Linked DNA regions of Homo sapiens: region 2 is linked to region 1. A link is a contact called in ENCODE Hi-C or POLR2A ChIA-PET data. All regions are on one chromosome and are shown on one strand. The core of a region is the stretch at or near the end of the contact, and the rest is flanking DNA. Distances in the headings are between cores, read along the strand shown.

Region 1 (2,700 bases), core at 85-2,584:
ATTTTCTGTTGATTGACCATGATTAACTTAATACAAAAAAAGGGAAGGATACCCATGAAGGGATTTGTTTTCTTTTTCCATAGAGAAAGATACTGGAAATTGCCAGGCTACCATTTTCTTTGAAGATATTTGGAATATGAATTCCAAGCGTAGATTTTTAAAGGTGGCAATTCCACTATCTCCATTTCTGGAGGCTTTCAGTAAGCTATGCATAACTTCTAACTCCACAGTGACAGTGGCTAAGTCTTCTCATTAACAACTGCAGCATGGGATCAAGAATCATAAGAGCTGAGTTATACTCCAGTCTCCATGACTAATGAATGATTTTTGTATTACTAGGCACATCATTTCACAGTTTTTGATCCCAGTCTCCTTACATTTAAATGGTTTAAAACATACAGTTGATAAAATATTTTTAAAGGTATAAATACCTTTAAAATAAATAAATAATACCTTTAAAAATAAATAAATACCTTTAAAAATATAAGGCCTCCTTTTTATAATACCGGAGGTAATTTTGAACTAAAATTCTTCACAAATTTTTTACTAACTCACAAAGTCAAGAGTGGAGAGAACAGGGAAGGTGAGTGATGTCAGGGAACAGGTCTTTATGCTGTTTGGAAGGAGTATATGAGAATATGGGACATTTGAGCATAAGCAGAGAAAAAATGAATTCTGACTTGATTTCATTTAATGTAGTAATTCAAATTGTTAATATAATTTGCATATCATGTGAATACTACCTCAATTGTATATAACGTCCTTTTTTATGCATAGGGTTTTCTTCTATCAGCTCTTCTTTCTCTTGTTGAGATTTTGTTGGATATGCAATAATAAAGGAGGAAAACATATTTTCAGTCCTGTTTGTAGTCATAAGTGGTGTTCACACAGTGTGAGAGGGTGAAGTGACTGCATGTGAAGTACAAATGCCTTGCCTTGAAGTGACTGGCCTGGTTTTACCCTGTTGTTTCTGTTACTTCTTCCCTGAGTGGGGGCTTCTTTATCCACATTTGTAAGGTTCATCATGCCAGCTTTCAAAAGCAAACAATCTCTGTTGTTTAATCTAAGCTCCAGCCAGCTGCTTAGTAGCCCAGGCATGTTAACCTAGCAATTGGTTTCCCTAATCTGGACCCAGTTGAGTCACTAAGATTCTGCTCTGTTCTTTTGTCTTTCTGGAGCTATGGTCCTAACTTTCACTTGCTTAAACTCTTGCAAGGTAAAGGTTTCTCCCCCGTGTTCCAGCTCCTGTATCTTGATCCTACTGTCTGCTGCCATGTTTTCCTGTGACGCATTCCCTATAAGTCAGCCTGGACCTTTCCATTGGCCAACCGCCAAGCTTCTTGGCACCATACCTCACTTACCTCCCAGTACAGCTGCCAACTACCCAACACTGAGGAGCGTCTCTGCTCTCACCAACCAGTGTCTCTTGGGCTTCTGCTTATGGCTTGCTTTAGATTCTCCTGACATCTCCTTGCCTCTCCACACGTCTGTCAACTGCTTCTGTGACCTCAGGAAATGGCCTGCCAATCAATAGGTCTGCCTAAGCTCCAGGTCCTAGGTCCTCTGGACTGACACAGTCTGAGTCAGGTTCTAAAATGCCCCATTGCAGGAAATCTTTAATAAAGGTTTTCTTCCTGATAGAAAATTTCCTTCAAAGATTTTCTCTTATGACTGTCATATGTCTCATGTGGTCAAAAGAGCTCAATGTTCTTAGGCGTCTGGTGCACTTACAAATACATGACAAGGAGGATCAAGATCTTTGGAACAGAAATTTAAAAAATCCAATGAGCATCTATGCTCTCCCTCTCAAACAAAAACAGCCTCCAAACCCAAAAAACTCTATAGGATACAAACATGACCAGCTAACTTTCAACAATGGAACATTTTATGAGACTTAATTATTCTAGAAGGGCATAATTTGTCAAGTTTGGACTTTCATAGACTGCAGAATAAGAGAAAACTAGTTAATAATACTGCAGATACTAACTAAATTAAATTTTAGTTCTGCTACCCCCAAAGAGGCAGAAGTGTGAATTTGATGACCCCTAGAATCACCAAATGGTTAAGTGAATTTTAATACAGTAATTATGGTCTGTTCACCTGAATTAATCCTTCAATGCTAAATGGACTGCTTTCTGTCATTTTTTAAAGGTTGTAGTATACTTCAAGGGTTATTTTGGAAGTAAATGTAGGTGGAACCATATGTAGTTTGAAAACCTGTGGAACTGTTTTGAGTGACATGAGAATGAATGTCTAATGAAAATTATTTATTTGCAAGATTGATAGGTTAAAAAATCTAAATAGAATCTGAAACATTCATTTCTGTCAAAGGTAAAATGTAAGAAACAAATTCTTCATGTATATAAATCTGTATAAATAATCTACATAAATAACATATAAATGCAGAATTTAGAACGACATATTTAATTAAATGAACACATGAAAAAGTTTTTTACTGCCCCCTGCTGTCAGTTTCTTAAAGAATTATAGTAAAATTACTGTAAAGCTGACTCAAAGTGAATTAGTTGAACAAATTGGTCGGGGGAAAAAAATCGCCCACCTGTAATCACACCACTTTTCAGCCAGTAATGCTAATTTTTACTTCATGTGTGTGCACAATGAGGTCAGATTAAGAAACCAACACTAGCAAAGCTTGTGTTAGTGAGCAAAGGATCAGAGATACAGGGAAGTTTGTGATCT
Region 2 (2,700 bases), core at 111-2,610, 120 kb before region 1:
GCCATGTGATCTTGGGCAAGATGCTTATCTTTGTGAGAATATAGTTTCCAGATAATAAAATAGGGGTAATATATCTACTTCATAATATTTTTGTGAGGATTAAAGGTGGTTATGTGCTTGACACATAGTAAGTGAGGATAAACTGCTGTGATTCTGATTTTGGCTTGGGAATGGAATTAAGGCAGAATAAAAAGAAACATCTGTGACCTTGTGGTTTACAGAAAAGCCTGAAATTGGACTCCTTTTAATAATGATGTAAACTGTTACACAGCATGCTCATCTATGTTTCCCCATTTGATCCTCAGAATTTTTTTTTTTTTTTTTTTTTTTTTGAGATGTATTCTCCCTCTGTTGCTCAGGCTGGAGTGCAGAGGCATAATCTTGGCTCACTGCAACCTCTGCCTCCCAGTTTCAAGCAATTCTCCTGTCTCAGCCAACCGGGTAGCTGGGATTACCGGTACTCACCACCATGCCCAACTAATTTTTGTATTTTTAGTACAGATGGGGTTTCGCCATGCTGGCCAGGCTGGTCTCAAACTCCTGACCTCAAGTGATCCACCTGCCTTAGCCTCCCAAAGTGCTAGGATTACAGGTGTGAGCCACTGCGCCTGGCTAATCCTCAGAAATATTTAACTTTGAAGTGGCTATTGTTAGCCCATTTCACAGATGAGAAATCAAGACCCAGAGTAGGAAATGCCTTGTCTAAGCTCTGTAAGTTGTAGAGTTGTGATAATTACTTGTCTTCTGATCTCAGTCACTACTTTTTTTTTTTTTTAAATAAAAAGTAACATCTATTTCATGGGAGTGACATAGGAAGAACATGGAGCCAAATCAGTTTTTAAAATTATAACCGGGTTAGCTGAGCAATGTGAGACTGAACTTGCAACTTGCTGTGCTTGCTGGTAGTTGTCTACTGGTAGTCCCTTGTCCTAGAAAGGTTACTAGACACTAACTGGTACACCAGCCGGCTGAGAACTGTGCTGAGAGAGAAGGGAAGACTGGAGTGGGGCTCCTAGGCACCGTCTTCAGGGAGAAGCCCCTTTCACTCCCATTCTGCCACCAACCCCTCCGATACAAGCAAAGTAAGGCTAGATTAGCATAGCTTTCTGCTTGTCACACCTGCTGAATGAGCAGGATTCTGCCGTTTCTATCTTTAAGTAGAAACATTACCACTGATTTGTAGTCATCGCACTCTCCAGGAGTCCTTAATAAACTTTAAGATCATTACTGAGTCACTTAGCTCTTCTTTTCCTCTTCACAGAGTTACCAGTTTTCTGATCTCTCTTACAGACTTCCTTTCTAACCAGCAAAGCATGCTTGTGACTCTCCTCTCCTACTTCAGATATTGATCTCAGGGCTGAACATTCACATCCAGGGAGGCAAGACTCACTGCTTCTGAGCCCAAGAAATGGATCACCCTGCTGAGCACTGGCTCTGTAGCTCCTCGTTTCTTTCTCACTCCCAAATGCACTTGGACACTCTCTGGGGCCCTTTTCTGCACTGGGACTGTAAGAAAAGGGCTGATATTTTCTTTTCAAAATAGTTTAGATAGAGTCCTTCTGGAAGCAAGGAATATGACTAAGTGATTTCTTAAAGTCCCTTCCAGCCAGTGATTCATCAGACACAGAATTTTAAGCTGGAATGGCCTGTAATTTTCTGGGCCAAATGTCTCATTTTTGCAAATGAGGAGAGTGAGTTCTATAGAGGTTGAGAATTGTGAGGGCTGCTTGCTATGGTGGACAGATCATGAGATTTGAAGTTAGAAGTTCTGGGTTTTTTTGTTTACTTTCTGGGACAGAGTCTCATTCTGTCAGTCAGGCTAGAGGGCAGTGGCACAATAGTAGTTCACTGCAGCCTCGAATTTCTGAGCTCAAGCGATCTTCTCGCCTCTGCCTCCTAGGCAGCTAGGACTACAGGTACCCACCACCACACTGGGCTAATTTTATTTTTTGCAGGGATGGGGTCTCACTATGTTGCCCAGGCTGGTGTCAGAACTCCTGGCCTCAAGTGATCTTCCTGCCTTGGCCTCTCAAAGTGTTGGGATTACAGGCTCATGCTTATGAGCCACCGTGTCTGGCAGAAGTTCTGAGTTTGAGGTCAAATTCTACCACTCACATGCTTTGTGACCTTGAGCAAGTCATTAACCTCTAGAGCTCCAGTTTCCATACTTGCAGAATGGAAATAACGCCACCTGCCCTACCTGCTTCCAAATGTGGTTCTGATGATCACATGTCATATTTGGGAAGGAAATGATCAAATGTAATACAGTGCTTTATCAATGTTACATTACTAAATAGCTGGTTCAAGGTCACATAGTGGCAAAACCAGGATCCTCAATTCCAATGTAGTTTGATTTCCATCATACAATGTTGCCTTCTTGACATTTTTCCAATTCTATAAGATTTTCTCATCAGGTGCCACACTAATTTGGTCTCCACATGTTTTCCTTTAAATCCCTGGACACACACACAGACTCAAACTGCGGGAATCCAGGCTGGCTCAGATGGATCACAGACCAGCAACCATGAAGGGTTGGTGGGAAGATCTCAGGCCTTCCATTACATCACAGTCATGGCCCTCAGACCCTGGGTTGATGGCTGCCAAGGGACTGGGCATGCTCACAAACATGCTTTCCATGGCACTTCTCTAGCTAGTGTCATAACACCGAATTGCAAGTTGGAGCTGGCTATCTGATAGCTT

The links. Hi-C counts contacts between places; a loop is a spot of excess contacts on that map. ChIA-PET counts read pairs that join two places held with the same protein, here RNA polymerase II (POLR2A). Pooled maps may share reads with other maps.
Region 2: a map of Right ventricle myocardium inferior shows a loop between it and region 1 (2.7-fold over the local background). The contact joins two enhancer-like sites. A Hi-C loop is called at or near these places in 7 of 168 maps with a recorded cell type or tissue (IMR-90, Right ventricle myocardium inferior, chondrocyte and 4 more) and 15 of 50 pooled maps. POLR2A ChIA-PET finds 5 or more read pairs at or near these places in 2 of 52 experiments (CD4-positive, alpha-beta T cell and HEK293T).

Annotation. Positions count from the first base shown.
Region 1 is chr4:168,514,232-168,516,931 of GRCh38, reverse strand. The region is part of intron 2 of PALLD (palladin, cytoskeletal associated protein); the gene reads right to left. The region is part of intron 1 of LOC107986198 (a long non-coding RNA gene); the gene reads left to right. Among named protein-coding and RNA genes, the nearest start is that of PALLD, 19 kb to the right of the region's middle. Within about 2 kb of position 1,334, at least 5 of the 41 ENCODE cell types and tissues checked have a DNase peak (open chromatin) inside an H3K27ac peak, as active enhancers do.
Region 2 is chr4:168,635,576-168,638,275 of GRCh38, reverse strand. The region is part of intron 2 of PALLD (palladin, cytoskeletal associated protein); the gene reads right to left. Among named protein-coding and RNA genes, the nearest start is that of PALLD-AS1, 12 kb to the left of the region's middle. Within about 2 kb of position 1,360, at least 8 of the 41 ENCODE cell types and tissues checked have a DNase peak (open chromatin) inside an H3K27ac peak, as active enhancers do.